Linked DNA regions of Homo sapiens: all the other regions are linked to region 1. Evidence: chromatin loops called from intact Hi-C (ENCODE). Cell type or tissue: HCT116. All regions are shown on one strand.

Region 1 (8,000 bases):
ATCGCTTGAACTTGGGTGGAGGAGGTTGCAGTGAGTGAAGATCACACCACTGCACTTCAGGATAGGCAGCAGAGTGAGACTCCCTCTCAAATAAAAAAAAAAAAATTACAGAGTAAATTTAGGGTATACGAGTAGCATATTCAAGGATGTTACATAAAAAGGAATATGGCTTCCAGACCCTAAGCTATGGGAACTCTCTAACTCCTTAAGGATCAGAGTTACGTGTCTCTTAGAAAAAAAAGGATGACATAGACATATCCAAATTGACTTGTCCTAGGAATTTCCAATTCTCTAGCATTTATTTATCCAAATATCTCTGCCTCCACTTTTAGCCACATGTAAAGCATCCTCAAGGTAGGTGGCAGAGCAGAGGAGATACCCTGTATGCCCAACCCTTTAGTGATAGAGAGTTTTCAGTTTGCTCAGAGGCCACTGTACCTCCATAGCTTCCAGTATCCTGTGCTTGGACTGTGCCTTCCGTGTATCAACTTAAAGATGCAAGTAGACACATGAGACAAGAGGTTCCATTGCATTTGGTGGCACCTTCTACACTATAGACATAGTGAGAGCTTGATCAGTGATGGATGGGTGGATGGATGGAGGCGTGGACAGGTAGGGATAAAGTGAGGAAGACGTCAGATCATCCAGGTTTTCCTCACGCTGGTTCCTCAGGTTCCTTGCCATTCCCTGTGGAACAAGAAGACAAATTCAAGAAGAATCTATGCCAGCCTGGTGGTTAGATCCTCAATTCCCATACCTTGGAGTTGTAATGCCACGGAAAAGAAATTTCCACCAACACCCTCACCAACCAGCATCCTTCAGCCTTTTTTGGGACCATGGTGGTTAGGACATCATCTTGAATCAAGCTTCCTATCCTGGAGCCCAAAGGTGGCTCCTTGTGCTGTTGGTCATTATCATCACCTGTCATCATAGGCTTTGTGAGTCAGTTCCTTGACCTCATCTTTTCCACTGATTTTTTTCCTCCATCCTAACTCAGCCACTCCCTCTATAGTCGTACCCCAGATTCATTTTATAGAAGAGGCAGGGGGAAAATGAAGGTCAGAAAAGGTAAAGTGAAATGCTCAAGGTCAACATCAAGAATTAATGAGAAAGGTGGGACTTGATTCAAAGTTGCCAATCCCTTAACAGCACTGCAACACCCTCTAGGAAATGTGCTCTGTATCCAGCCCCCACGCCTGGTACTTTGCATGCAAAGTTGCTGCTAGGGGATGAGCCAGGTTCCCAGTGAACAACCAACCCTTGGTCCTTCCGCCGGGGCTGAGCCCAAGTTAAGCAGACACTGAGCTGGGAAAGGGCGGGGAGAGGAGATTCTGCTCTGCTTCTAGATCATACTCCTTCCCAAAAAGATTGCAAAAAGAAAGCAACTTAAAGCCAGTATCCATCCAGCCCTTAAGCCAGAGGTTATGTGTTTGCCCGGGGGATGGAGTATAAAATAGCTGCTGGATGTGCACCACGTTTATCTTGTTCTCTGTGCCCCCGGAGTGTGCTGTTTACTTTCTCACTGGAGGTGCAATTATTTAATGAGGTGCTGAAGCCTGGGGAAGATTGCACATTTTAATCAAAGCACCAGAGGAGCAAGTCTAGATGACTTTACAAAATGTATTTGAGGCGAATTTTGCACAGCAATGTCTGGATATCAGGTAATTAAGTGAAAGGGGAAATAACTTCCCAAGGGGTGTAAACAAACACACCAAGTCAGTCTCATTTCAGTGTTATGCTGAGTGGGGAAAATGGATTTCGGAGTGGACCGTGGACTGCAACAGGGCTGCTTCCTCCAATGTCAAAACAGGCTTTGTGAGGCTGGGAGCTGCGGGGCCATGGTGCCTCCTACAGGTTGAGGGGAAAAAACAACCCTCAGAGAAAGTCTTGTCGAATTTCTTCAGTTAGAGGAGGAAGAGGAAGCCTGAAGCCTGGAAGGGCAAAGTGACTTCCTCAAGGTCGCATGGCTGTTTAGGGGAGGAGCAAAGACCAGACTGGTTTTCTGACCCTCAGTCCTGTGTTGCTTCCAGTCCACCAGGCCAATGCTACCCAAATGTCAGCTACTGGGAACAACAAAAGAAATAATAATAACAACCCAGTGACATCTAAAATAATGAGAGCTAACATGTATAAGTGTGTGTGCCAGGTGCTATGTCTTGTATGATGTCTCCATTTCTCATTAGATAGCTCCCCAAGACCCCAGGAAGAAGATACTATTATCCTCAGTCTAGAGGTGAGAAAACAGAAGCAGAACATTTAAGAAACCAGCCCAACATTACAAGTAGAAAGTGTCGTAGAGCAAGTGCCAGGCACAGATGCCCTGATATCCCATGGTTCCACAGTCTCTGAGCTTCCAGACCCTTCCCCAAGTCCCTAAGACTTCAGAAGCACAAGCCTAGAAACCTCCATCTCCAGGGTCCTGCTACTAAATCTGTTACTACATTTACCAAGTGATATCTCTTTGGGACCACACCAATCCTGATGAGTAACTCAGTCTTTTTCTCAGTTCCATGATAGCAAAACCAAAACAAAGCTGGAGGAAACAAAATGCAAGATGCATTTGCAAGTGTGGTTACTTAGGAGTCATGAGGGAGGGTCCCAGAGAACACCTTCCAGCCATCTCCTGAAAACAACCTTTTAGACATTTTCTTCCAAATTCCAGGGGTTTCTTTCCGGCTTTCTCATAGGCATTTCTTGCTCTTTCTCCTGCTTGGGTCTGGGCTATGGTTCAGCTTTCCAGTTCTTATCTTTCCCCTTATTCCACTTCTTCTATCTCCTTTGTCTCTTTCCTGCATTGTGAGGAAAAAATAAACAATTCATTTCACTGGACACCCATGCCTTCAGGGTCTCTCACCTTCTGCCCTGAGCAGCTTATCAAGATATTTTCTTGGACAGAGGCAATCTCCTTGTTGGACCGGGATTCTGGAACTAGCTGCTAAGAAAATGCATTATTCACTTTGTGACACCAACAAATATGAGGTCTCCACTTCTATTTTTTTATGCCCACATATATGTTTACTTGCACAGCATATGGTTTCTGCAGGATAATTCACATTTGGGACCCCAGAAGTTGAGCATCTTTGTTTATTATGTTTCCCCTGAACTTGTTCTTTCTTGAATTTCACCCTCAAGGCATCATAATGATGCAAACACATACTGGCTGAGGCGGAAGGATGTCCACCTGCCTCCTGACTCCAACCCCTGAAAAACAGCTCTCTCAGAGAGCACACATAGTAGAAGCTCCTTGAGAATAGAGTCCTTGGTTGGCTAAATTCTGTATCCCCAGAACCTAATACTATACATGGCCTGCATACAAAAGGCACTCATTCATTCTACATACATTTATTGAGCGCCTGTTATGATCAAGGCCCTATATTTTAGGTTTTGAAGATATACAAATAAAGAAAATATAGTCCCTAAACTCAAAGTTGGGTCTATATCAGAGGTTCTTGAACTTTTGCAGATATGGGTCCCAGTAAGAAATTGGTAAAAGCCTTAGATCATCTTTCCAGAAAATATACAGTATTTTGGCATACAATCCATGGTAGATAGCAGCAATGGCCCTAATTCTTCTCTCTTTTCTGAATGATGCCCTTGGCCACGCAGCATGGCCAACCTTCCCTCTGTGAGTAGGGGGGCCTTCCCCACCACTTGAATTTGAGCTCATCCATGTAACTTGCTTTGGTCAAAGGGATGTTAGTGGGAATGGCCAATGCAGAAGCTGATGAAACAGACTTGCATTTTGGGGCCTGATCTTTTGCATTTCCACAACCATTATGAGAAGGACCTCCTGGGTTAGCCTTCTAGTCCAGAAGGGAGATGGGAAGCATGTGGAACACGGCTCAGTTGCCGCAGCAAGGGCCAATCTCCATCAGCCAGCAGTCAGGTAATCCCAGAGGTGTAAACAAGCCCATCCAAGAGTGGCAGGACCCCTGCCTGGCTGAATTTCAGCTGACTCTAGACACATAACAAATATTCACTTACTATGGGCCACTGAGGTTTTGTGGTTGCTCTTATTCTGTATTATTGTGGCAGTAAGTAAATAATACAAAATTTTAAGGGCATATCATGGATAGCCTAAAGGTCCAAATACCCCAAGTTGAGAACCCCTGATCTTTTAGGGGACACAGAGAAGGATTCGTGAATTACAGCATAGTAGAAAGAATAACAATGGGGTAAAAGCAAGCACCTAACAAGCTCTTGTTTTGCACAGGAGGTGATGTCCAATCTAAAATCTGAAGAATAGGCAGGAATAGATCAACTTAAGACAGAGAAGAAACTGTTCCAGAAGTGGAAATTAGCAAGCGCAAAAACAATAAAATCAGAGAAAGCGTGGTCGATTAGTTATTTTGATGGGACTGCAAGCATTTTAGTTGCTCTTCAAACAGGTAGCTCTTCAAAAATTGAGAAAGGAGTCCTAAATACTTCCAATATCTAAAGATGCTGACATATTTTTAAAACGAAGGTATGCTAAAAAAAGAGCACAAAAATAATGGTACAACTTAAATATACCATTATTCGTAAGAACGAATAAACTGTTTTAACATCGGGAGGGATATAATGATCGTATGCATGGCCTTATTTGAATGCAACATTAAATGCCTAATCATGTTCTTCATAAATGTGAGAACTGGGACTGGTGGCCTTCCTGTCCCCACACCCCAATCCAGTCTAAAATAGAGGGTGTGAAGACAGAGGGGGTGTTAGTGAGAGCTGAGACTCAATAATGTCTTGTTCAACTGAGTTGAAATGAAGTGAATAATTTTCAGATTTCAACAAGAAGAAAATGCACCCTGGCTTAGTAAGAGTCCTCTCCATTCATCTGCTCATGGGCAGCATAAACTGGAAAGCCCTCAACTTCAACTACAGAGTTTGGTGCACAGACCCCCATCTTGGCCATCTTGATTCCCAAGAGGCCCCCAGCCACTCCACCGGCCCCGCGCAATTGGTCCAAGTTGCCCACTAGCCCACGGCGAGGTGATGATGGTGTCACACCACCACCTAGTGGCCACTCCTGTGAAATCGTATTCTCCTTAACCTCTGGGATTTATAAGCTCGCCCAGGTGAGTCTTCTGCTTGGGAAAGGACTACCAGTGACTGGGAGGACCTAGAGTACCTCTCTCTCAATATACTAAGGGTGATATAAAGTGTTTTGCCCAAATCCCAGCATGTAACACTGAGAGCTTAGTAACCGGAATTAACATTACCATTGTTATTGCCATGATACTGTAGAAATTCCTGAGTCTCTTTGAAATTAATTGGGCTGCCGGAAAATGAGATTTTTCAAAGATAATTAAGAATCCATTTCTACTTTAATTTCATTCAATAAACAGGTACTAAATGTTTAATATATGCCAGCACTGTGCTGTGTAACTGGGACAGCGTGAAGAAGATATAAAAATGGCTAAGATGCAGTCCCTGCTCTAAGACATTTCCAGTCCAGAAGGAGAAGTAGGCACGTAAACAGCCAGCTCTCAAGTGCTAAATAGAGACACAGCCAGAGTGCTGGCTATGACAGCGCGGAAGCAGCAGTGATTCATTTAGACGCCTGTGGTTTCCCTTAATTCTCAAAATAAAATCCTGGTCCTTACTATGGTCTTGCAGGGTCTGGCGGGGCTGCCTCTCTACGCTGCTTCTGGGCCTCTCTCCAGCACCTTGGAGAGCTCCTGGCCTCAAAGAAGGAAAGGAAATTTCATGAGATTGCAGAATAGGCAAAAGGCCGCGAGGGTGGGGGGTTGGGGGTTGCAGATGCTGTTTCTGGAGTCAAGGTTCTAGCTCTATGACCTTGGACAAGACACTTAATCTCTCTGTGTCTTATTAGCCTCATGGAGGAAAGGACGATGTTAATAACAGCACCTACCTCCTGGGGTCATTGTGAGGATTCAAAGACTTTATATTACAATGTAAGGCACTTAGTCTCTGAGGCATGGTAAATCTTCCTCTTTTTTTTTTAAGACATGGTCTTTTTCTGTCTTCTGTCACCCAGGCTGAAATGCATGGCACGATCACGGCTCACTGCAGCCTCAACTTCTTGGCCTCAAGCAAGTAGCCTCCCAAGTAGCTGGGTCTACAGGTGCTCACCACCACGCCCTGCTAAATTTTTTGTATTTTGTAGAGACAGGTTTTCCCCATGTTGCTCCGTCTAGTCTCTAACTCCTGAGCTCAAGCAATCAGACTGCCTTGGCTTCCCAAAGTGCTGGGATTACAGGCGTGAGCCACTGCACCTGGCCTAGATCCTCCATATTTTTATTACCAGCTGTACTCTGCAAAAACCTCCTGGGCTCTCCATGAGATGCAGATCCAACTTCGTAGACATTCAAGCTTTTGTGTTGTTGTTGTTAAAGCTTGGTCTATCCTGTTTAAAGCTTTGCTTTCATATGTGATTCAGCACTTCCCACGCATCCACTGAGTGCATTTGGAATTGGAGGTGCAGAAGAAGGTGCCTGGCAAGCTCCCTTTTTTCTTTTCTTCTTGATTTGTCCCCTTCATCATCCTGTGTGACTCTAAACCCTTTAGAGGCCTACCACTGGCCTGTGGCCCAGCAGCAAGGACACGAGGAGGGGAGATTCTGCTCCCATTGCTCACGTGACAATGTTCTGACTCATTTCTGTGCTGGTGACTTCTATGAGGGAGGATCCTGACGGAGGTGGTGTATTTGGCTAATATGGAAAGCTGTTCAGCCTTGCACTGCTCACCCTTGACTCTTTTCTTTTCTTTTCTTTTCTTTTTTTTTTTTTTTTTTTTGAGACAGAGTCTCACTCTGTTGCCCAGGCTGGAGTGCAGTGGCGCAATCTCAGCTCACTGCAACCTCCCAGGTTCAAGTGATTCTCCTGCCTCAGTCTCCTGAATACCTGAGATTACAGGTGTGAACCACCACACCCGGCTAATTTTTGTATTTTTAGCAGAGACGGGGTTTCACCATGTTGGTCAGGCTGGTCTCGAACTCTTGACCTCATGATCTACCCACCTCGGCCTCCCAAAGTGCTGGGATTACAGGCATGAGCCGCCGCGCCCAGCCCTTTGACTCCTTTCTAAAGAAGATCTCTGGAGGCGAACCATGTGGCCCTTTGTCCACCAGTTTATGTTCACCCTCTTCTCCAGGCCACCATCCTGTTGTCCAGTCTGCTAGACTGGGGGATCCACGTGGGCAGGACCTGTCCATCACCACTGTAGAGTCAGTTCTGGGTACAGTGCCTGGCGTATGTGTGTCTTCAACAAGTGCTCGTGGTGTTTGCAATATTTTCCCTTCCCAGCATCAGGAAATAGATGGGATGAATATTTATGATCACTATCTGATGTCCTTAGACAAAGGGAGGAGAGGGACCAAAAGGTCCACTCTGCATCTTTGGGGGCCTTGTGGGGGTGTAGGTATACAATAACTGCAAGTCCCTATTAGGGCCTCAGCACTCAGAGAGGCTGCTGGCCTGCTCTTATGATAAATATGCCTCTAAAAATATATTGGGAAAAATTCATCTCTTTGTATCCCAGTGAACCAAAGGGAAGTGAAACAGGTCATTAAAATGAGACTTTTTGTCATCTCAGAGTTTCAGCTGTGACCCCAAAGCTAAAAACAATGAGTGCCAAGTAGACACCCACTGTAATGCTGAACCACATGTGTAGGCTTGGCGAAGGGCATTGCCAAAAGCTACTGCTGCTTTCAATAGATGTGCACCTGTCTCCAGGCTATGGAGGAAAAAGCCGAGACTCACAGGAGGTTAAAGAGATGCAAAGGATTAGATCTTTGAAGAGAGATATTGGTGTTTTATATGGGTTGCTCTCCACACATGTGTGAGAGCAAGCTTCGGGTCCAACACCTCAGGTCAGAGAAAGGACAGGACTTAAGGAGAACTATCGAGGCTCCCTGAAGCCTGGGTGGCAGCCAGGCTCATTCCTAAAGAGTCTACAGGTAATAGGCAACAGCTGAATACAGAGGCTGCCAAAGATGCAAGCTGCACTTACACTGAGCGTGGGGGAAGGAGCCTGTGATGGGTGGTCCAGGA
Region 2 (8,000 bases), 770 kb before region 1:
TTCCTGTTGTGCAAAATTGAAGCAAATATATTGAGCAACCCTAGTGAAAAATGTGAACATGGACAACTTAATAAAACACTACACCCCAGAATTCATCCCAAAAAAGAAATCCAGGGTACAAATTATTTTGAGAATCTTTTGCATGTTCTTATAAAAAGTCTTTGTGCTGGGAGGCTGAGGTAGGAGAATCACTTGAACCCAGGAGGTAGGGGTTGTAGTGAGCTGAGATCGCGCCACTGCACTCCAGCCTGGGCGACAAGAGTGAAACTCCGTCTCAAAAAAATAAAAGTCTTTACGCTTTTGAAATCAGCAGAGTTCAAAGAAACTCTTCAGGAACCCAAAAGAGAGCTACTGTCAGCCAACTGACCTGTGGGTTAAAGTTGATAGTGATCTCCTTCGTCTCTGGGTCACGTTTTAGAAGTGGTTGGGAAAGATTGTACTGTGACTTCTCTGATACTGTCCGGCACCAATCCTCATAAAGTCTTGTCTCATACCTGCAAGGGTCAGAGACAACAGCCACCTCATAAGCCCCCTCCCAGCTCACCGGTGCCTGGTCATGATCTGTAACATAAATTGAAGATACTACTAGTCATTGACCCAACCAGGCTGGGTCAGCTTCTGAGAGTAACCACAAATTTCTTTCTTTCTTTTTGAGACAGAGTTTCGCTCTTGTTGCCCATGCTGGAGTGCAATGATGTGATCTCGGCTCACTGCAACCTCTGCCTCCCGGGTTCAAGTGATTCTCCTGCCTCAGCCTCCCAAGTAGCTGGGATTACAGGCATGTGCCACCACGCCTGGCTAATTTTGTATTTTTAATAGAAATGGGGTTTCTCTGTGTTGTTCAGGCTGGTCTCGAGCTCCCGACCTCAGGTGATCTGCCCGCCTTGGCCTCCTAAAGTGCTGGGATTACACGCTTGAGCCACTGCACCCGGCCATAGCCACAGATTTCTAAAGGTAGCATTGCTTAAATCAGAGAAGAGGAGAAAGACCCCATGAGATCTTTTGAGGGGATAAGGAAGTTGTGATTAGTCTCAGTAAATGTTGCAAGAAGTTACTGGGGAAGATTCGCTCTCACACTAATCTTTACGTAGCTCATGGACGTTCATCATTCAGTCATGACACACTGACCAAGCACCTACCATGTGCTGGACTTCGGGGATACAAATGATGGATGAGTACCTGACAGTAAAGGCAGTTAATGGTGGGGATCGCAGGCCAACAGATCACCCTGACACAGTGCAGCAACTGCAATCCTAAAGAAATGTACAGCTGTAATCCCAGCACTTCAGGAGGCCGAGGCAAGTGGATCATCTGAGGTTGGGAGTTTGAGACCAGCCTGACCAACATGGAGAAACCCCGTCTCTACTCAAAATACAAAAAAAAAATTAGCCAGGCGTGGTGGCTCACACCTGTAATCCCAGCACTTTAGGAGGCCACGGCAGGCAGATCACAAGGTCAGGAGATCGAGACAATCCTGGCTAACACGGTAAAACCCTGTCTCTACAAAAAATACAAAAAATTAGCCGGGTGTGGTGGTGGGCACCTGTAGTCCCAGCTACTCGGGTGGCTGAGGCAGAAGAATGGCGTGAACCCGGGAGGCGGAGCTTGCAGTGAGTCGAGATTGTGCCACTGCACTCCAATCTGGGCGACAGAGCAAGACTCCGTCTCAAAAAAAAAAAAAAAAAAGAAAAAGAAAAAGAGAAATGTACAGGACATCAGGCACCTAATAGCAGAGGTGGAAGGCTGGGGATGATAAGGAGAATGTCAGGGAAGGTTTCATAGGAGAGGTGATGAAGGGATGCTTGCTTGGGTCTCAGAGGATGGCCAGAGGTTGGGTGGCAAAGGGAGAGTGAGCATTCCTGGTGTAGCCAAAGGGTAGAGGTGAGAAACAGCATGCTTGAAACTGTGTGCTTGAAACAAGGACTACAGAGCATGGCAGAGGCTGGAGGTGGTGACGAGGAGGCAAAAACCACCTCAAGGAAGACTTTTCATGTCATGTTAAGGAGGCTGTGAGAACCACCGCAAGGCCTCCCAGCTGGTGGTGGCTATGGTGACATTATTGGATTTGGTAACAATGTGGGTACTGAGGGGAACAGATCTGGAGGCAGCAAGGACTGTTAGGAAGCCACTGCAGCAGTTCAGCCTGGAGAAGTTCCAGTCTCTTGTGAAGACACTGGTGGTGGAGACAAAGAGGAGTGGATGGACTTGAAGTTATTTTAGAGGTAAAAGGGGTGGAATGTGTGTTACTTGCCAGGTAGAGGTGCTGTTAATTAATCTGTCTGGAACAATGCTAAGCATAATCACAATTATAATCTCAACGGCCACCATTCTTCCCTCCTGAACCAGGAGAAAGAACAAATGGCAGAAGGAGAAATCAAGACAATGGCTGTTTCTAGACCCTAAGCCCTGGAAAGACTTATTCAGCTTTAAAGCAGTTACAACTTTGAAGTCATATAAAATTTTCACTCTTATGCTTTCTCAATAAAATGATGCAGGAAGTACTTTTTAAAACTTATTGCCTCTTTGTGCAGCATGCACTGTTGCTTTCTGCTGAGTAAGCAGCTGTTGCAATTTTCCGTGACATCCGTCTCGGAGTTCCATGAGTAGCACCCCACTCCTAGCTCTAGTTCACACTCCCAGCAAAACTACACTGGAAAAGTATTTATTTCCAGAATACAGCTGAATTCCCCAGATACCCTGTGTGTGTGCAACCCGGAAATACTGTACTCACAAATATCGTGGTTATAACATAAAACATAGAGTGATACTTCGGAGCCACTGAGGAATCTGCACAAACTCGGAGCTGCAAAAGGCAGCATGGAGGCTGTGCAATCTGCAGACCCACGCAATGCCAGAAGTTGCTTACTTTTCTAGCAATGACAGCATATCTTCATATTTTTGTTGCATTCGCTTTCCTTCTGCAGATTCCATGCAACTACTCGTACAAAAGAGAAAAAGTGACACAGAATTAGAAGAAGTTAAAGTAATAATCCGAGGAACAAACTGCAGTCTCCAAAGAAGAGCGTGAATAGCTCCTTGGCTCGTTTCCAAACAGCCCTGAAAGAGCCTTTCTTCTTCGCGAACATCTTACTCTGGCCACTAGAGGGCATCTGCACTTCCTGAAACGCAGGCAGCTCCGCAAGTGTCAGAGCTCTCATAACCTTTCCTGCCCGCAGCTCCACCAGCACCCTCACCTAGCTGAGCCAGTCACACACAAGGTATGTGAGGTCCTTCAAAAATCTGAATAAAAGGGAAATTGAGATATGAAAAAATTCTAGGTGCTGTAATTTTCTGTATTTAAGACCATCAATGTTATATACAGTCATGCACCACATAATGGCATTTTGGTCAACATATATACACGTATGTGACTGCGGTCCCATAAGATTTTAATGACGCTGAAAAATTCCTATTGCCTGTTGACATGGTGCAACGCATTACTCCCATGGCTGTGGTGATGCTGGTGTAAACAAACCTACTGTGCTGCCAATCGTATAAAAGTGTACAGTAATGTCCTAGGCCTTCGCATTCACTCACCACCCACTCACTGACTCACCTACAGCAACTTCCAGTCCTGTGAGCTCCATTCATGGTAAGTGTCCTACACAAGCGTACCATTTTTTAAATCTTTTATGCCTTATTTTTTGCTGTACTTTTTCTATGTTCAGATATGTTTAGATACACAAACACTTAGTATAGTGCTACAATTGCCTGCAATACTCAGGACAGTCACTCGCTGCACAGGTTTGTAGCCTGGGAGCAATACACTGGACCATAGAGTGTATTGATCATAGAGTGTATTGATCATAGGCTAAGCTAGACCATAAAGCGTATTGATCATAGAACGTATTGATCATAGAGCATATTGATCATAGAGCGTGTTGATCATAGAGCGTATTGCTCCTAGGCTAAGCTAGACCATAGGGCATTTGTAGCCTAGGAACAATACTCTAGACCACAGACATAGGTTTGTGTAAATACACTCTATGATGTTCACATAATGATGAAATTGCCTAAGGATATATTTCTCAGAACATAACCCCATTGTGAAGTAATACATGATTGTCTATAACACTATATGCCAGGTAAATATCTATATAGGTACAGATATATTAACATGTTTTTTATATATTTAAATATATGTTTCCCCTTTTCTGAAATCCATCTAGAACACGCGATCCGAAACACTACCACTTCTTCACGTTTTTACATGAGGGTCCCTCCCAGCTCTTACCCCTGAAACATGTGCACATGTAATACACATACATGAAAGTGCACATGGACGTACATATAACATGTGTAAACACAAGTGTGCACACACAAATGGAGGCTTCTGCAGGAATGCTAAGGACCACGGAAGAGAGTGTGGCTCGAGGTACGGTTACCCTCAACTGGTTTTGACACTTCCCACAACACTAATGAAAGTCCAGTCCTGGAAGAAATTGGTGAAGTATCTTTAATTCTTCAAAATCTTCACACTAACTATGTGGTGGTTTGTTTCTATTTGACCTGCTGGCAAAATGAGGCAGCTTACTGCAGAGATTCCTTAAAATCCATCTGCTCTTTAAACCAACATAGGATTTCTTCATCAGATCCCTCGAGCTTTCCACAGAAGCCCTAGCGCCTGCAGAGAAAGCAATGAATTTGCTGGCGTTTTTTTTTCCCCCTGATTACTCAGTCCACGTTTGTGATGAAAGAGCAGATGCATCTGCCAGGCAGCAAGGAGAGGTAGAATATGCTCCAGCCCGAATGGGCGCTTTCCCTTGCCAAGCTGTGTGATTTCCACAAGCCCCACAGGCCCCAACCCCGGGTCTCAGTTTTGTATCTAGAAAAGAATGAGGCCAGAGCAGAGTGAGGCTTCTCACGTGGGCGTGTGGCCGAGTGGGTCTGGGAAGTCACAGGAATAAGCACAGTGAAATTCCTGCAGTTCCCATGTCACTTCATGGTGAGGAATCTAAAACATTTTCAATAACCAATCAATACCTATTATAGAATAGAATACACTTTTTTTTTGAGATGGAGTTTCGCTCTTGTTGCCCAGGCTGGAGTGCAATGGCGCAATCTCGGCTCACTGCAACCTCTGCCTCCCAGGTTCAAGTGATTCTCCTGCCTCAGCGTCCTGAGTAGCTGGGATTACAGGCGCCCCCCGCCCCCTGCCCCCACCACACCTGGCTAATTGTTTGTATTTTTAGTAGAGATGGGTTTCACCATGTTGGCCAGGATGGTTGCAAACTCCTGACCTCAGGGGATCCACCCGCCTCAGCCTCCCAAAGTGCTGGGATTACAGGTGTGAGCCACCATGCCCGGCCCATAATACACATTTGAATTCATTTTTAAAACAAGGGGGAGTTTTCACGGGAATTATAGAGGTCTCTGTTGTGTGCCTTCCAGATCGCCTCTTGGGACCAGGCCCTGGTACACCTCCAAACCTTCCTGCTTCAACCCCTGCCTCGCCCTGTCCCCTCCAGCCAGGAGTGTTGGCTGCTGCAGAAGTACCGCTGCCTCCCTCTTTGGGAGCAGCCTTGGCCAGAGAGAGCTGCCTCACCCAAAGGTCACGCCCCTCCCCAGGAAAGCCCACATCCTACCAGCTGATGTAGGGGTACGGAGGCAGAACAGCTCTGAAGGGCCCAAACTCCCTGGAGGACCAGCTGAGACCCCCATTGCAACTTTCTTGCAGCTCAGCAGCTCAACTTCTTTCTCTGCCCGATCTGTTTCCCCTCCCTTCCTCATGAGTGCTGTTCCTGAAAGGATCTCTATAAATTCCTGCACACACATCATAGGTCTGCTTCCTGGGAACCAGACCTGTGACAGCTGTGGCAGTCCACATTCTAGGGGCAGCCCTGGCACCCCTCCCCACCCCATTCACCTATCTTCTCCCTTCTGCCTTCTGCTGCGTGATTGAGATGCATGAGGGCTCAGATCTACTCCCCGCCAAACTTCCAGGGCTGGGGGGTCCCCGGGAAGCATTCTGGATTAGGAGCCTGGAGAATCAGGCATTTCTTCCAGTTCTTTCTTTGGCTGTCTCTAGGACCTTGGGCAAGTCACCTCCCTTCTCTCTTCATTTCCTCCATTTCTTCATCTGAAAATAAAGATCTCGCCCACACCCAAGCAGATGCTGCAAATGGGTCACCCGCTGGGCAGACCTGCCTCACAGGCATGCTTTGTTAGTTCTGCACAGAGTTTGAGAAAAAATGGAATCCTTGATCATTGGAAAATTGGATGTCCAACTCTAAAATCCAGTTTCCAGCTTATCTCCAACAGTCAGGAGATTGCTCACATTGGGTCTGCTTTTCTGCTTGGCAATGCTGGAGTGGGGTGCTGGTGGCCCCCTGCAGACCCCATCCTGGCCATCCATTTGTCTGGCCTCTGATGGTGTTGAGTCTTCCCACTTGGGCCAGACCAGAGGGTCTCTAAGGCTCTTCCTAACTCCAAAAAGCCTGTGAGTCCAATGGCCAGAGTTTGATTCTTTTCCTTCTGTTGTGTTTTCCAAAACCTGTGTGCTGTCAGCAAGATTAAGTCTTTTAGAAAGAGGTATCAGAGAAAGACTGCCTTTCCTCAGCCAGCGTCTTAAACACAACATCACAATTAGCAGCTGAGTTGCTTCTATCTCAGCTTCTAACCTCAGCTATGAAGCAAGCTGAGGGTTTCCAAACCTGGTCACCGTCAGAATCACAGGAGGAGCTTGCTGAAGGGGCAGATTCACAGCCCACACCAGATTCAGATTCAGCCAGTGACAGGTGAGGCCCTGGAATGTGCATCTTTAACAGGTTTTCCAGAGTTATCCTGATGGACAGAGACCTCATACTGCACTTGAGGAAACACTGGGCTTCATTACTTTCCAGTGGCCTCAGCAGCAAGGAGACATGATGTCAAAGGGAGACGTGTGGAAGAACTCCACAGAGCTTAAAATCCCTGGCTCACTGTCCTCCAGAAATGAATCCCCCAGAGCAAAATGAGTCAGCCAGTTACAGCACTTAACACCAAGGGCCCTGCCCTTCAGTCCAAATGCATCAATATCATGACTGTTTTGCCAATAGGTGTCTAATCCCTTGCTGGAAATGGAAAGAAAGGAAGATGATTTTCTGGCCTTCGTTAAGCAGGTTGCATTTCTACAACACTCAGATTCTAGAGCAGGAACAGCAGCCCAAGACAAGCCTGTCTTTCAGGAACACAATACTCACGGGTGTGTGATGCGTCCAAAGTTGCTGAAAGGACCCTGGATGCGCTGCCTCAGCTCCTGTGCCCAGCGGAGGCCGCCAGCCACGGTGGGCATGTTCTTGTGCACCGGGGAGAACCCTGGAGACATGGCACAGACAGACCGAAATGAGTCTAGAGCACCTCAGTCCTCTCCGCTCGGCAAACACCTCCCACCAAGTACTCCACTTTTGCCTCATTATCTCCAGACTAAAGTCACCTGGGAGCACACTGGAGTTCCTGGGGGGTTCTGTTAAAGAGGAAGAAAGAGTAACCCTGAGACGAACACTCCCAGCCTCAGGGGACCTGGGTCCCATGCCCAAGCTATTCTGATTTCATTGCTCTGGGAGGGGCCCAGCCATGAGTGTTTCAAGGAGTCTAACTCTTGTCGCCCAGGCTGGAGTGCAGTGGCGCAATCGTGGCTCACTACAACCTCTGCCTCCCAGGTTCAGGTGATTCTCCTGTCTCAGCCTCCTGAGTAGCTGGGATTTGCAGGCACCCACCACCACACGTGGCTAATTTTCGTATTTGTAGTAGAGATGGGGTTTCACCATATTGATCAGGCTGGTCTCAAACTCAGGTGATCCACCCGCCTCAATCCCCCAAAGTGCTGGGATTACAGGCGTGAGCTGCTGCACCTGGCCACAATTGAGTGTTTTTTTAAAACGCTCTCAAGATGACTCTAATTGAACAGTCAGGGTTGAAACACTCCCTTAAACAGACAACTCAATCACCCTGGGTCTCAATTTTCACATCTATAAAATGGGAATAATATCTTCCCTGCTTAATTAACTTCCAGAGTTTCT
Region 3 (8,000 bases), 1.1 Mb before region 1:
GAATGGGAACTGGGGACAAAGACTAAATGTGTATTTCTTATTATACCACAGCTGGGTTCCCCCATACCTCACGTAATTCTAACACTCTCTGACTCTCAACACTCTTTAGCTATTGAGGATTGAGGGTAAAGTCTCCCAGCGCATTCCACCTTTAGACTAGAATGTTTGAGAAGTTATTTAAAAGATGCCTGAGTTTTCATTGGTGGCGCATATCCAGTAGAAGCACGTTAGTGGCATGTCTTGAAGGTCTCCCACGCCTGATTCGGGCCTCAGCTTTTGGTGTCTTTTGGGACGTTTCTTTCCCTGGTTCCTGCTGGACTAGAAATAAAAGCTGGTTTTCTCTTTCTCCACATCCTTAGAAATTGTCTTATGATCTGTTGTAGAGAGTAAGCTTTGTGTCTTTTAGAGATCCTTACTCTGGATTCTTCAGTAATTACTAATTAATATATGGTCTCTAGATCAGTATCCAGGTTCTAGGACAGGACATCTTATCAGAGAAGATGGAATCTCCAAGCTGCCAAGTGGGGGAAGTGGAGCCCCATCTTGAAGTGGTGCCTCAGGAGTTGGGACTTGAGAATTCATCCTCAGGGCCTGGGGAGCTTCTGAGCCACATCGTGAAAGAGGAATCTGACACAGAAGCAGAACTAGGTGAGGATGGTGCTGTGTGGTGTTCTCTTGGAGAGATTTTGGGATTGTGATTAGTAGGCCTAAGTGAGTTGAAATGGTATGCTGCTCAGATTGGCGTATCCCTGAGAGGTTTGCAAACAGGTTAGACCTAAATAAACCGCTCTTGTTTGGAGAGTCAAAGTCTGTGTTTTAAACTGCTTTATGACTGGGCCAGACCATTTGGATTTTGGCTCTGAGGAAGGAGGTGGGAGAACATATGGGTGAGACTGGAATGTTGGAGGGGGTTGGAGTGTGTCAGGGAGATAAACACAAGTCTTGAAATATAGATGGCAGTACAGGTATTGTTCAGGTATTGTTCTGATTTGTGAAGATTGTTATCTGCGCCCTCTGGGGAGTGGTTAAGGAAGACATCCAGATTCTGAAAACTTCCTCTCCTCACTTCAGCCCTGGCTGCCTCCCAGCCTGCCCGACTGGAGGAAAGGCTGATCAGAGACCAGGACCTCGGAGCCTCACTGCTCCCAGCAGCACCTCAGGTGAGCTGACGTACAAAAGCGATGAAAAGGAAACTTTTTACCTTTTATAATCTCATCCTCCTGCTTCTCTTCACCCCATTCTCCATCCTGAGGAAACCTCTGATCTGCTGTCTGTCACCATATGTTAGTTTACTTTTTCTAGAGTTTTGTAAAAATAGAATCATGCCAAATGTACTCTTATCTTTGTTCTTATGCATATAATGTGTATATATATACATATATATATATTTGCTTATTTCAGTGTATTCTCATTTTTTAAAACAATTTGATTTTGATGTGCCTTGGAGTCATTTTCACATTTCATGTAATTGGGATTTATTGAGTTTCCTAGCTCTGTGGGTGTATGGTTTTCACTAAACTTGGAAAATTTTTGGCCATTATTTCTAAAGCATTTTTTTTTCTGTCTCGCTTATTTCTCCTCTCCTTTAAGGACTTGGGAAATAATACCTGTGGAATGTGTATAATGATAATGTATATACATGTATCAGAGCTCTTCAAGTTGTCCCACAGCTTACTGATTGTTTTTCTGTTTTTGAAGTCTTGGTGTTTTATTTTGGACAATTTCTGTATGTCTTAAAGTTCATTAATCTTTTCTTTTATAGTATCTGATCTGCTGTTAATCTCATCCAGTATATTTTTCATTCTGTTATTGAAGTCTTGGTCTTTTATTTTGGACAATTTCTGTTTGTCTTCAAGTTCATTAATCTTTTCTTTTATAGTATCTGATCTGCTGTTAATCTCATCCAGTATATTTTTCATTCTGTTTTTGAAGTCTTGGTGTTTCATTTAGGACAGTTTCTATTTTGATGTCTTTAAGTTCATTAGTCTTTTCATCTCACAGCATCTAATCTGCTGTTAATCTCTTCCAGTATATTTTTCATTTTAGATGAATTTTTCACCTCTAGAAGTTTGATTTGGGGCTTTATTGTATCTTTCATGTCTATACTTAATGTGTTCAATTTTTTCTCTAGCTTCTTGAACATATGGAATATAGTTGTATTTGTATTAATATCCTTATCTACTGATTACTACCTGCATTGGTTCTGGGTCAGTTTTGATCAATGATTATTCTCATTATGAGATGTATTTTCCCACTTCTTTGTATGCCTGGTAATCTTTGTCTTTTTCGTTTGTTTTGAGACAGGGTTTCACTTTGTCTCCCAGGCTAGAGTGCAGTTGTGCAGTCATAGCTCACTGCAGCCTTGACCTCCCGGGCTCAAACCATACTCCTGCCTCAGCCTCCTGAGTAGCTAGAACTACAGGCATGTGCCACAATGCTTGGCTAATTTTTTTTTTTTTTTTTGAGACAGGGTCTTGCTGTGTTGCCTAGGCTGGAGTGCAGTGGCGCGATCTCAGCTCACTACAACCTCCGACTTCTTGGTTCAAGCAATTCTCCTGCCTCAGTCTCCTGAGTAGCTGGGATTACAGGCGTGTGCCACCATGCCTGACTAATTTTTGTATTTTTAGTAGAGATGGGGTTTCACCATGTTGACCAGGCTGGTCTCGAACTCCTGACCTCAAGTGATCCACCCAGCTGGGTCTCCCAGAGTGCTGGGATTACAGGCGGGAGCCACCATGCCCGGCCTGCTTGGCTAATTTTTAAATTTTTGTGTGTCTTACTATGTTGCCCGTGCCTGGTAATCTTTGATTGGGTATCACATTGGTGGGGTGCTATATATTTTTGTATTACTATAAATGTTCTTGAACTTTGCTATGGGGTGCAGTTATTTGGACACAGTTTATTACATGGCACCAGAGAAACATTTAGTCGAGGATTATTCTTTCCATGCTAAGGCACTTCCCTTCTGAGTATTCTGAGTAATCTGATGCCCCTTCATATACCAGGTTTTCCACTTTGCCTGGTGGAAATACGAACTGTTTCCAGCACTGTGTGAACTCAGGGGATTGTTCCCTCTGATTCTTTTGGGTGGTTATTTTCCAGACTTTGCGGGGACGCTCTGTAGATCTCTGGAGCTTTCTCTTTGTGCAGTTTCCTTCTCTCCAGTTTTTCTACCCTGTCGATTCTAAGGATCTTGGCATTTCCAGACTCTGAGCTCCTTCTGCTCAACTCAGGGAGGCTGCCTGGCTCAGCCTGGGTTTCCCTTCCTGTGCTGCTGCCTGGATCCTCTGTCTAGGCAGTAAGTTTGGATAACTAGAGCTCACTGAATTTGCTTTCCCACTTTCAGGGATCTTGTTCTGCTCTGCTTGTGTAATGTGAAATGTCTGAAAACTATTGTTTCATACATTTTGTCCCATTTTTAGTTGTTTCAGGCAGAAGGTAAATTCAACAATTCCTAATACTTCATTTTTGCTTGTACATAAAAGTCTCTGGGACAGATTTATGTTGATATTTAGTTAACAATTTTGAAAAGTTGTATTTTGTAAAAAATTTTTTTTTCACGAACCTATACATCTTAATTAAAACATCATTTAAAACGTTGAAGGAACTCCTCTTGGGACTTGCCTTGCAATCTGCTGTAGCGTGAATATGAAAATAGAGAAGGCAGTAGGTAATGCTGTGTTTCAGACCAGGGTCTGAGCTTCAGCTCTCCAGGCTCAGATATATAAAAACTAGAATACCAATTTCATAGTTTACTCTGGGGGAAGGTGGATGGGGAGGTGGCAGGGGAGAGAAATATCTTTTTAGTGAATCAAAGGTACCCTTCTGCCTGCTTTCAAGGTGCCCAGAAACCAAATTGTTAAGCAAGATGTTGCTTGGTGAAAAAGATTTGGGTGTTCTGTGGAATATGTCAACCAGGCTTGGAGGATTATTGTTGTTTCTGTAGTAGGTACAGAGTATCCTCACCTGTTCTGGATAACTTAAAGTCAAAAGATTTAAAATGCTCATCAGCACCAATTTGTTTTTTACAACCGTATTTACATATATATGTGTGTCTGTATTTCCCTACCTTCAGATGATAACTAGTTAGCAACCATTTAAGTCAAATGAACAAAAGTTGTCCCTACCCAATCTGAATATCCCCTCCAAACTAACAGCAATTATTTGCATCAGAAAGACTTTGATATTTAATGGAATCCTTTGGAAGTAAAAGGAATTTTTAAATTAATCACTCCCTCTAATCTCTTAAATAAGTGAGGAACTTCATAAATAATGCCAGAATAATGATACGGTATTACTATCAGTACACAGTAGTTATTTCATTAGTGGAAACCATGACTCGGTTGGAACCTCACATAGACTCCAGCAGTGCATTTACTCACCTTCCCCTGTTTTCAGACTTAAAGGAAAGGAACAGCGTGTAACTAAGTGTAAGTCAGTTGTAATATCTTATAAACCCACAAGATGGTGCCAGTTCCACACAAAAATAGAATTTTCCCATCAAATCCCATGTGTCTGTCTTTCAGGATAGAAAGTTAGGTTTTTCCGTCTCTTCTAAATATGAGAAAGAGGCAAGCTGGCTGCCATTGGCGTCTTGCCTCTTCAGTAGGAGGTTTTATTCGAAGTACCCAGCTTCTTGGCAGTTTCTTGAGTAAATTTGTGTTTTTAAGCTGGAGGTACCCTGTTAGTGCTCCTGAAGCAACTTTTCTGGTTTTTGAGTGAGCTGATTTTGACCCTTGGGGGTTTTGGTGGCTGTATCCTTTTCTGCCTTGTACTCTTCTTGGTAGTTACTGTTCTGGTGTTCATGGAATAGATCCTGTGTCAGCAAGCCAGGCAGCCAGGCAGATATTACTGTGCTTGGCAAGTGCATCCTTTTCTCTGCTAGCACTGAAGCCAAGGTCCATGTGTTCTGACCACAAAGACTGAGAACTCCTGTGTTCAGCAATGTTTGCTCAAGTGATTATTTTCAGGAGGTTGTTAAAATAGCTGCATTCACAGAAGATTAACAGAATAAGCTGCTAGCTGTTTATACTTTAAAAATTAAAAAATTTAAATTAAAGTTCACATTAAAAATGTGGTTATAGTTAATAGTTGACTGTGTAATTCAGTATATTGAGGTCGCTTTTCAGCTTCCTATCCTTCCCACCCAAAAAAGTCCAAACCCTCTTTCGTTTGTGTGTTTGGCTTAGCACCTGCTAATTGAACAGTTTTTGGTATCTCTTTTCTCCTTGAGCCATTTCCACTTCCCTTTGATGTGCTAGGGGGCAGACTTGACTTAGGACTGAGAGTGTATTAGTCCGTTTTCACACCGCTGATAAAGACATACCTGAGAATGGGCAGTTTACAAAAGAAAGAGGTTTAATTGGACTTACAATTCCATATGGCTGGGGAGGCCCCCAATCATGGTGGAAGGCAAGGAGGAGCAAGTCACATCTTTCAAGGATGGCGGCAGGCAAAGAGAGAGCTTGTGCAGGCAAACTCCCATTTTTAAAGCCATCGGATGTTATCTTATTCACTATGATGAGAACAGCACAGGAAAGAACTGCCCACTTGGTTCAGTTATCTCCCACCAGGTCCCTCTCACAATACATGGGAATTATGGGAGCTACAAGATGAGATTTGGGTGGGGACACAGAGCCAAATCATATCAGAGAGTGCCTTCCCCAAACAGTATATTGTGTACAGTAGGAGGATGACTTTGTAGTTCCTTTCCTCATTTCTATTCCCTGAAGCCTGGCTATTCATGTCTATCCACTTTGCGGTTTCTGAAAGTGTGCAGAATCCCTTAATTCTCTCTGCAAACCCTTGGGGTGAGACTGGGAGACTGCATGTGATGGTAATAATATATATTATCTACTGAGGACCTGTTTGCTAAGGGCTTTATTTCACCCTGGTAACATATATCAAGTGCCTCTTCTGTCCTGGACAGGGTCTTGGGAACTGGGAAGGTATTATACAATGGAGAGGATGACAGAGTCCTTTTCTCATGGAGCTTACATTGCTAGTAGAGGCAACAGTTAATCAAATACTTACATGTGTGCACATACATTTGTACATACACATAAATAGTTAATAAATGGATAAATACTATAAATAAAAAAAGTACAGTGTGCTATGAAAACAGGTGACACTTGCATTATTTATCTCAAACCTCACAACACTTTTTTGAGTTCAGTGCCATCATTAGGTGAGGCCTGAAACTCTGGAAGGTTAAATAACTTGCTCAAGGTTGCACAGCTAGAAAGTGGCAACGTTGGGACTTAAAACTCAGTACGTCTGACTCCAAAAAATGGGCTGCTAATCCCTTTGCTATACAATCTGAGTTTCTAATAGTCAGCTTCTTGGTAGAAGACTGAAATTTGAATTCATGAAAGCAGACCCTAGCTGTATGGTATTCCCAGTTTTGAGTCTCCAGTCTGTCGTTTCATAGGAAAAGCAGGGCTTCTTTTGGAGATTGGGACACCTTGCTCCAGAGAACCTACCAGTTTTCCACTATCTGGAAAGAAAACTAATTTAATGTTAGACTCTAAATGCAGAACTTTAAGATATTTCAAGTATGGCTATAACATCTCTCTCTTCTCTGAATATACCAATCTTTGTTTCAGGGTGAAGCTTACAATGCAGTTGACTCTTAACTACATCTTACTGATTCGCACTTGCTTTTCCAACAGATTCCTTTTTAACTTCTTTCTTTGCTTTTTGAATTTCCTGATTTTAATTAAATAGTGGGACTATCAGACTCTTCCTCCTCAAAGACGTCTAGTACAAGCACTTGAGTTAAAAAACAAAAACAAAAACAAAAAACAAATAGTACCGGCCAGGCAAGGTGGCTCACACCTGTAATCCCAGCACTTTAGGAGGCCAAGGCGGGCAGATCACAAGGTCAGGAGATCGAGACCATCCTGATGGTGAAACCCCATCTCTACTAAAAATACAAAAATTAGCCAGGCACGGTGGCATGTGCCTATAGTCCAAGCTTCCTCGGGAAGCTGAGGCAGGAGAATCGCTTGAACCTGGGAGGTGGAGGTTGCAGTGAGCAGAGATTGCTCCACTGCACTCCAGCCTGGGCGACAGAGTGAGATTCCATCTAAAAAAAAAAAAAAACCCAAATAAAAACAAATAGTATGGAAAAGGCTCCTGCCCTCTATACGTTCTCCACTTTTAAATAATTCACCTGAAGAGGTGCAGAATGTAAAGCCTAGATGTTTTCTTACCAAGGAAAGAAACACTGATATAGGGACTGTTGTTTTCCCTTTGGCCTCTTTGTCCCTTGAACCACTCTGCTGGGATTTCTCAGGTCTTGCGATGGCCAGGATCCTATGGCACGTTTCTGTCTTCTCAGCTTTCCTTTAGGCAGGGAAGGCAGGTTCAAACACCTTCATTGGAGTCATGGTATTGTATTGCTTTTTTTTTTTTTTTTCCAGGAACAGTGGAGACAACTGGATTCCACTCAAAAGGAGCAATACTGGGATCTCATGCTGGAGACCTATGGGAAAATGGTCTCAGGAGGTGAGGGTGTGGGTTAGTCTGATGGAAGGAGGTAGAAGGACTGGAAAACTGTGAGGCATTTTCCATGCACTTATAGAGACATCTGCTGAACTGAAAATCGCCAGGTGAAAGAAATCGTTAGGGACACAGTTGGGAACTGGGGCAAGTTGGAGCTAGCAGAATTAACAGTAAGAACTTCCTTGTATTGAAAGTATTCCGTGTGCCAGGAACTGTTTGTGGGTACATTGCACGGAGTAACTTCTTTAATCTATGAAATTGATGATGGTATTCTCATTTTAAGCCTGATGAAAGTGAGTGTCAGATCAAATACTTACCCACTGCCACATAGCTCATAAGTGGGCTGAGTTATGATGGAACTCAGCTGTGGCTGGTTCTGAGTCCATGCTCTTTTCTACTAAACCACACTTGTCAACCAACCATTGGTGGGATCCCCATCATGATTCTCACACCAGCCTGCCAGGTAGTCTACAGACCTTTCTGTCCACCTGCCT
Region 4 (8,000 bases), 1.1 Mb before region 1:
AAATACACAAGCACATACACACCCCATTTCTTGGGTTAGCTGGGGGAGGGGATAAGGAAATGATAAGCATTAGAACCTTCTTTGAACCTTGACTGAAGAATTCTAAGTCTATTACTTATACAGTCTCAGCCTTTTCCAGTTTTAGATCTAGGAACATTATTCATTCTGGGTGGGTTCTTCTCTTTATTTTCAAATTATACATCAAATAGTGGAATAGACTGAGTAGAGTGATATGGAGCAGCTTTCTCGAAGTATGCTCACCTCATCAAAATCACTAGGTTGCCAATGCAACCTAACCCCAGACCTCGGAGTCAGAATTTCAATCTCTCTGGCACATTCTTAGGCATATTAAAATTTGAGAAATACTATTTTGATGACATGACTCCATACCTTTATATAAAAGTCCAACTCTTTTAGTATCAGTTTGCTTTCCTAAAATCAGTCTCTAGAGGCTAAAAGTTTGATAATCTTCCCAAGGATGTTTACTTGTAAACCTAATGGCATCTCTAAATTAAAGAACCCAGCTAGGACCGGGTGCAGTGGCTCACACCTATAATCCTAGCACTTTGGGAGGTCAAAATGAGAGGATTGCTTCAGCCCAGGAGTTCAAGACTAGCCTAGGCAACATAGTGCGACCCTGTCTCTACAAAAAGTTAAAAAATTAGCAGGGCGTGGTGGTACACACCTGCAGTCCTAGCTACTCAGGAGGCTGAGGTGGAAGGATTGCTTGAGGTTAGGAGTTGCAGGCTGTAGTGAGCTGTGATTATGCCACTGAACTCTCCAGCCTGGGTGATGGAGTGAAATCTTACTCTTAGAAAAATTAAATTAAAAAAAAAATCCAGGCAGTACCATGGGGTGGATGTCAGTTGGTACAAATACATCTTTAGGAAGTTGGTTAGCTTGTCTCAGAAAAAAATTCATGGAGAAATTTCCCTTTGGTGGCCCATTCTTTTTTTGTTTTTTTTTTTTTGGAGACAGTCTTGCTCTGTCACCAGGCTGGAGTGCAGTGGCACGGTCTTGGCTCACTGCAACCTCCACCTCCCAGGTTCAAGCAATTCTCCTGCCTCAGTCTCCCGAGTAGCTGGGATTACAGGCGCCCACCACCACACCCGGCTAATTTTTGTATTTTTTAGTAGAGATGGGGTTTCACCATGTTGGCCAGGCTGGTCTCGAACTCATGACCTCATGATCTGCCCGCCTTGGCCTCCCAAAGTGCTGGGATTACAGGTGTGAGGCCCATTCTTTCTTTATCTTCAGCTACCCCCACACCAGGATCAGAGCCCCCATGTTGCCTTGGGTTGTCCTGAAACCCACACCTCACCCTGGTCTGCCTTTCTACTCCATAATTCCCTTCCACCTTCCTAAAATTTCAGGAAGTCCTGTGCTTAGTGGCAGGTAACTGTGTATTTAGAGACTCTCGGACTAGAAGCCATTCACACGAAGGGAAGGCGTTTGCATTATGAAGGACTGTGTTCTTCCCCACTGGCATCTGGTTGGTGAACTGAGGTGGGGGTGCTCAGGGGCAACCCCTTACCCATCCTTGCTTGGTTTGCCAGGGGATCAAGAAGTCACATTCAAGGTTCCCAAGCCACCACTGTTCAGCCCTGCCCTTTCTTCACTTTGGCAGAGAAGCTGAATAAAAATGGACTTTGGGTGGACTGGCAAAGAAAACTGCTGAACCCAATGGCAGGGACTTCCTATGATTTAACTGATGGCCAGCATGGTGATGACGGGAGGGGAGAGGCTCTTGGCGGTGACAGGCAAGCATCTCCAGGCTGCAGGTGGTTGGTGCTTTGTGTGTTGTCTATGCTGTGTACTGCCAAAATGGCCAGCAGGAGAAAGGTGTGCATCTATGATCCTCGGGGTCCCCCAGAACGACCTCAGGCAGTCCCCACCACACACACCTTTTCTTCTCTTGTGGCGCCCGCTCCGTCTCTGGCCTGGCTGTCCCGAGGCTGCAGCTCCAGCACAGTGCGGAAGAGCTTTTCTGAGGTTTGGGTCAGGAAGCCAATCTCTGCGTTCGGGTGGAGGCCATAGAGGTAGGGGGATTCTGGGGGCAGCTCAGCATCGATGTACTGAAAATCAAGGGCAAGCTCACTTAAAAAGAAACCAGGACGTACCTCCCATCTCCCACACCGGCTTGTCCTCTGCAGGGAGTCCATGGGCTAGTATCCCTCCTCCAGGGGACACTGCTCACCATCCCTGGTTGACTTCATCACCCTCTCCACCTATTAGTGCACCTTGACATCATCCATTTTTGTCGGCTGGACCCGTTTCCCAAAACTTCCACATTCATTCTATCATTCTCTTTTTTCTGGGAGGCTTAGATGACTTTATCTATCTCCACACCCAATGCCTCCCACTCCTCCCTGATGACTCTTTTTCCTGCAGACCAGAGGAGGACTTCTCATAGTCTTTCAAAAATACGAATCCCTCCCTAGTGATTTTACGTAAGCTCTTCTAGGATTCCAGACCTTTCCTTCTTTTCTCTCCCCTCCATCTAAATCAGATATGACAAACCTGAACATGTACATGGGATGGCACATGCAAAATAAACAAGTGAATTGGGCTTAGGACGAAGGAGGTGAGATTGGCTGCGAACTGGAGAGTTTGCGCCCCTGGTGAAAGGTATTCAAATAAAAAAAATTTTGAAACTATGTGTCACCCTAGCAGCTCCTTTCTGTGGCCAGTGCTAGTGGCTAGAGTCTGCCATGCCTAATGCCTAAAAATCCTAACCAGCGGCTAAGGCTCAGTTTTATTTTATTTTATTTTATTGTGTGTGTGTGAGACAGGCTCTCACTCTGCTGAAAAAACTAGAGTACAGTAGTGTACAGTAGAGTACACAGCTCACTAAAGCCTCCACCTCCCAGGCTCAAGTGCTTTCCACCTCAGTCTCCCAAGTAGCTGGAAATACAGGTACATGCCACCATGCTCAAGCCGATTTTTTATTTCTATTTTTTGTAGAGATGAGGTCTCACTATGTTGCCTGGGCTGGTCTCTAACTCATCAGCTCAAGTGATCCTCCAGCCTTGACTTTCCAAAGTTCTGGGATTACAGGCGGGAGCCACCGCGCCTGGCTCTGAATGTTTTGAGCGCCTCTTCATGGCTCTTTATACGATGGTGGGAAAATATCCCTCAAGTTCCGTTCCTGATATGATTTTGACGATTCCTTGGTGTTATTAACACCTAGCCTAATAGATTGCCCATTCCTCAAGGGCCGATCTGTATGTTCATTTTTGTATTTCCTCCAGCGTTCTGTGCAGGCCTGGACTCTATGTAGATGCCCTAGAACCATCTATTAACTAACACATTAAAGAGAAGTATAAGAAAGAGAGTGTACCTCAGTCATTTGGAAATGTGCAAATCGATTTCACCCTTGCTGAATAAGAAAAACAGACTTCCTTTGCCTGTTACTTGCTCCAGCCTCCTGTCGAATTATCCCATGGACACTAGGGGACGCTGTTGCACAATTTTCCCGGGAAAAGCCTTTTTGCCTTTGGTGAAGTAGTTAAAAACATTTCCTCTTATTTTCCTTAAAGAGCTTTATTGTTTTAAATCTCCTCTTATAGGTCCAATTTTTCTGGATCAAATGACTTTTACGATTTACCCTTAAGTTTAATGAATTAAAGAAATTTTTTTAAAGCTTGCAGTTAATATTCCTGTGATCAATATTTCCCTTATGTTTTATATTCAAGAGTTTTTCTAGGCATGTTCAAAAGCCTACCAATAAAAACTGCTAAAAAATATCTTTCGGGCCGGGCGCGGTGGCTCACGCCTGTAATCCCAGCACTTTGGGAGGCTGAGGTGGGAGGATCATGAGGTCAGGAGTTCGAGACCAGCCTGACCAACATGATGAAACCCCGTCTCTACTAAAAATACAAAAATTAGCTGGGCGTGGTGACGCACGCCTGTAATCCCAGCTACTCAGGAGGCTGAGGCAGGAGAATCACTTGAACCAGGGAGGCGGAGGTTGCAGTGAGCCGAGATCGCGCTATTCCACTCCAGCCTGGGTGACAGAGTGAGACTCCGTCTTATAAAAAAAAAAAAAAAAAATCTTTTGGAATGTTTTCCATGGAAGGTGAAATAGGCAAAGATGAATACTTTAAACATAGCTGTGGTAATAGTAACATAAAAGACCGAAGTAATAGTAAGAAAACCTCCATGAGGCCGGGCGTGCTGGCTCACACCTGTAATCCCAGCACTTTGGGAGGCCGAGGCAGGTGGATCACCTGAGGTTAGGAGTTCGAGACCAGCTTCGCCAACACGATGAAACCCCGTCTCCACTAAAAAATACAAAAACCGGGTGTGGTGGTGGGGGCCTGTAATCCCAGCTACTCAGGAGGCTGAGGCAGGGAGAATAGCTTGAACCTGGGAGGCGGAGGTTGCAGTGAGCCAAGATCGCACCACTGTATTCCAGCCTGGGTGACAGATCAAGACTCCGTCTCATAAAAGAAAAGAAAAGAAAGCCTTCATGAGAATGCTGACTGTGGCATACGTATGCGGTATGTGCCTGTGTTCATAGCCACCAACACGGAGTGGGAGGGGTGAGTGACCTGAGTGATCTTGGCACAAGACCATGCTCCTCCAGGGATATTTAGAATCACCCACAGAAACTTTACCAAAAGTTGGCTAAGGTCTTGCCTGAAATTTTGCTCCATGAAAAACGGCTTTGTCAGGCCAGGCGCGGCGGCTCACGCCTGTAATCCCAGCACTTTGGGAGGCCCAGGTGGGCGGATCACGAGGTCAGGAGATCAAGACCATCCTGGCTAACAGGGTGAAACCCCGTCTCTACTAAAAAAAATACAAAAATAAAATTAGCCGGGCTTGGTGGCGGGCGCCTGTAGTCCCAGCTACTCGGGAGGCTGAGGCAGGAGAATGGCGTGAACCCGGGAGGCGGAGCTTGCAGTGAGCAGAGATAGCGCCACTGCACTCCAGCCTGGGCGCCAGAGCAAGACTCCATCTCAAAAAAAAAAAAAAAAAAAAAAAAAAAATGGGTTTGTCAACATCCCAAGTGAAAACAACCAAATAACTGTCCCAGATGTTATTTGTAGAAAACAGCAACACACAGAATGACTGAACCAATCATCAAGAATCGAAAGATCTCCAAAGGCTCCATTTGATTATTAATTTGAGGCTAGAAATCCCGTATCTCTCAACTTAAACAGGGCAGGCTTGGGGCATAGGACCAGATTTGACATGAGCTCAGCTGTCTAAGCCCTTTTGCCTCAGCCCCTGCCTGCAGCCCATGGTGATGTCCCAGCAGAGGCTTCCCTGGTGGTGCAGGTCGGCGTGGGAGGAATACCCAGGGCCCTGTGAGCACCCTCACGACATCAGAAGCACAGAGCAGAGTCTCACCTGATGATAACCATTGTAGTCCATGTTGCCTGGGAGTGGGAACCCTGGGGCCAAAGACAGTTCTCCTTCTAACATTTCTGGTCGAATGAATTCCCCCAGGTAGGTTCTGCAGAGTCTTCTGTCCCAGTCATCTGTGATATGGCCTCCATACATGATCTCTCCAAACAGGTAGCGCAAATCATCATAGGGGACCTGAGTGATGGGGGAAAGAAAGAGAGGAAGGAAGAAAGACCTCCACACAGGCGTCGGGGCTGGCCTCCCATCTGGGCAGCACAGAAAGCCACAAGAGAGGGACGCTTCTTGAGATTGAGAGCAATGTCTTATTTTTCTCCATACCCTCAGTGCCCAGCAGGGTTAGGGGTGTTTGGGGAGTTCATTAAAAGCCTGAAGAAGGCCGGGCGCGGTGGCTCACGCCTGTAATTCCAGCACTTTGGGAGGCCGAGGCGGGTGGATCACCTGAGATTGGGAGTTCAAGACCAGCCTGACCAACATGGAGAAACCCCATCGCTACTAAAAATACAAAATTAGCTGGGTGTGGTGGTGCATGCCTGTAATCCCAGCTACTCGGGAGGCTGAGACAGGAGAATCTCTTGAACCCGGGAGGCGGAGGTTGTGGTGAGCTGAGGTCATGCCATTGCACTCCAGCCTGGGCAACAAGAGCGAAACTCCATCTCAAAAAAAAAGAAGAAAAAAAAAAGCTTGAAGAATTACATCAAAGAGTGAAGACAGGAAAGTTGCCAACCCCACGCCCCATATATATATGCCTTCCCTCTTTCAAGCTTTTTAACTGTGACAGTGAAGGCAGGCTCTACCTAGAAATTCTTTAAATAGGTGAATGTCAAATGGAGAAAAGTGAGGACCAGAGTACTTTTCTAATTTTCTGCCTTTAATGACAAGATTAACTGTCCCCTTTGAAAGTTCAAAGGGAATAAACAAAGCCCACAAGTTCATTGGTGTGAGACTTAGGGAGGGAGGTCACTGGAGGAAAGCCAGCAATGAAAGATTACTGTTGAGTGGGCTTCCCAGGCCCAAGGGCTGGAGACAGAAGGATTTCTCAGGGCATCTGGGCCTGGTTCGTTTTCCCCACGAGGAAGAGGTGGTGGCCCTGTTGACTCTGTGTTTGGCTCCTGAACTAGAATAACCTTGACGAGGTGAATATTCCCTTAACTGGAAGAGCACTGATTGTTAGCGAAGTTTGGGAACTTATATCAGGCGAGTGTGAAGTCTCTTCCTGCTGATCACAGTCTACCTGCCATGCTGTGAAGACATAGGTATGGTCTGGTGGGGCCCGGGACAAACTCTCATGGGACTGACTCACTGTGTGAGTCTCTAGTTAGACTTCCTGAGCGTCCATGGCTCTCACCTCACAGTTGTACTATTCTCAGCCTTTGGGTTAGTCCTGGGGTTGGCACTGCCTCATCCCACCTGTGTGGGGTGCAGCCCTTCTGTGTGCTCATGCCCCTTCTGTAGGATAGCACTGCATCATCCCTCCTTAACGTGCATACGAATTACCAGAGAATCTCGTTAAAATGCGCTGATTCAGTAAGTTTGGGTGGGACCTGAGATTCTGCATTTCTAACTAGCTCCCAGGTCCTGCCAATGATGTTGATGCATGGGCTCCGATTTGTACTATCAAGGTTTCAAATAATCTGGCTGTCAGGTAATGGGGAGTGGGGCTTGGAACATGACCATGTGTTACACTCTTAAATTATGGTCCCCGAATCAGCAGCATCTGCATCACGAGGGAGCTTGTTAGAAATGCACATTCTCAGGCCCCATCCTAGACCCCTCTGATTCACCCCTCAAAATTAAATAATTTTAACCCTCTCCCAACCTGGCTGGTCCCTGAATGTCCATGGCCTTTACCTTTGCGTTGGCCTCCAGGAAGTTGTAGAGGACATTCACAGAGATAGTGAGGTCTCCAGTGTTAAAGGGGTATGAGCGATTCCATCCCTGGGGCCCAAATTTTCGTCTTTCTGCCACCACCGCATGGAAGTAACAAAGAGCAAAGAGGATGCTCTTAAACTCCGTCTCCCGAGAACACATCTCCAGAGTGTCCTGAAATGAGAGTGTCGCTTTTAAGGTTCGCACACAACTTCTCTTATACGGGGCTGGCTAGGGTGAGGTTACAATCAGGGTTCGTGTTGGAAAACATTACCATATATTCTGGTTTGGGTTTGAGTTACAGCGAGACTACAGCCTGGGGGGAACGTGTGGAAGGGTCAGGTTAGCTGAGCATTGAATTAAGGTTTAGATTCAGGTGATAATAGGGTTTGGTTTAGGGTTCAAGTTTATGCATACGGATGTGCTAATAAAGTTCACTAATGTAGCTGATGGGGATCAGGGTGACATGCAATAAGAATGTTATGTACCGGGGTGTGGGGTGTGGGTGCACATGCCATGGCACCATCTCTAATATCTTCCCTTCCTACCATGCTTTTCTTGCCTGTTGTGGAACCTTAGCAGGTGTAATCACTGCCTGGGAGTTAAGCTGGGAAAAAGAGTACAGGGGGTACTGAATGTGTTTTGCTCCTTGAATCTTTGTGGAAGCTTCCCGCCCAGAGTTGGGCTGCTGGACTCCTACACTACAAGGGTGTCACACAGTCAGTAAAATCTTCTGAGACTCTGACTGTTACATGGTCTTC

What was found. Peaks named below come from ENCODE experiments on the same cell type or tissue, not always from the same donor. Only the 100,000 strongest peaks of a DNase experiment are listed, where the experiment ranks them.
Region 2: a loop joins it to region 1, with 8 times the contacts of the local background. A loop is called at or near these places in 38 of 110 quality-filtered maps.
Region 3: it touches region 1 in a loop (9-fold over the local background); 48 of 110 quality-filtered maps call a loop at or near these places.
Region 4: a loop joins it to region 1, with 10 times the contacts of the local background. A loop is called at or near these places in 33 of 110 quality-filtered maps.

Annotation. Positions count from the first base shown.
Region 1 is chr17:10,873,159-10,881,158 of GRCh38, reverse strand. It overlaps LOC124903926 (a long non-coding RNA gene), which reads right to left and starts at 5,971. Exons shown (of 2, transcript XR_007065619.1): 1 at 2,855-5,971; 2 at 264-687. In HCT116, CTCF peaks have their summits at 1,852 (motif pointing left), 4,769 and 4,968 (motif pointing left); a DNase peak (open chromatin) is centred at 5,018.
Region 2 is chr17:11,639,566-11,647,565 of GRCh38, reverse strand. DNAH9 (dynein axonemal heavy chain 9) reads right to left here. Exons shown (of 69, transcript NM_001372.4): 10 at 7,182-7,296; 11 at 2,867-2,935; 12 at 368-494. Among named protein-coding and RNA genes, the nearest start is that of DNAH9, 45 kb to the right of the region's middle. In HCT116, CTCF peaks have their summits at 2,894 and 3,100 (motif pointing right); a DNase peak (open chromatin) is centred at 3,095.
Region 3 is chr17:11,983,622-11,991,621 of GRCh38, reverse strand. It overlaps ZNF18 (zinc finger protein 18), which reads left to right. Exons shown (of 7, transcript NM_001303281.2): 3 at 459-648; 4 at 1,072-1,160; 5 at 7,425-7,509. Among named protein-coding and RNA genes, the nearest start is that of ZNF18, 9.9 kb to the left of the region's middle. RefSeq lists an enhancer at 1-331. In HCT116, a CTCF peak has its summit at 4,461 (motif pointing right); a DNase peak (open chromatin) is centred at 4,471.
Region 4 is chr17:11,931,427-11,939,426 of GRCh38, reverse strand. DNAH9 (dynein axonemal heavy chain 9) reads right to left here. Exons shown (of 69, transcript NM_001372.4): 64 at 7,222-7,413; 65 at 5,356-5,547; 66 at 1,905-2,075. Among named protein-coding and RNA genes, the nearest start is that of ZNF18, 62 kb to the left of the region's middle. In HCT116, a CTCF peak has its summit at 3,457 (motif pointing right); a DNase peak (open chromatin) is centred at 3,476.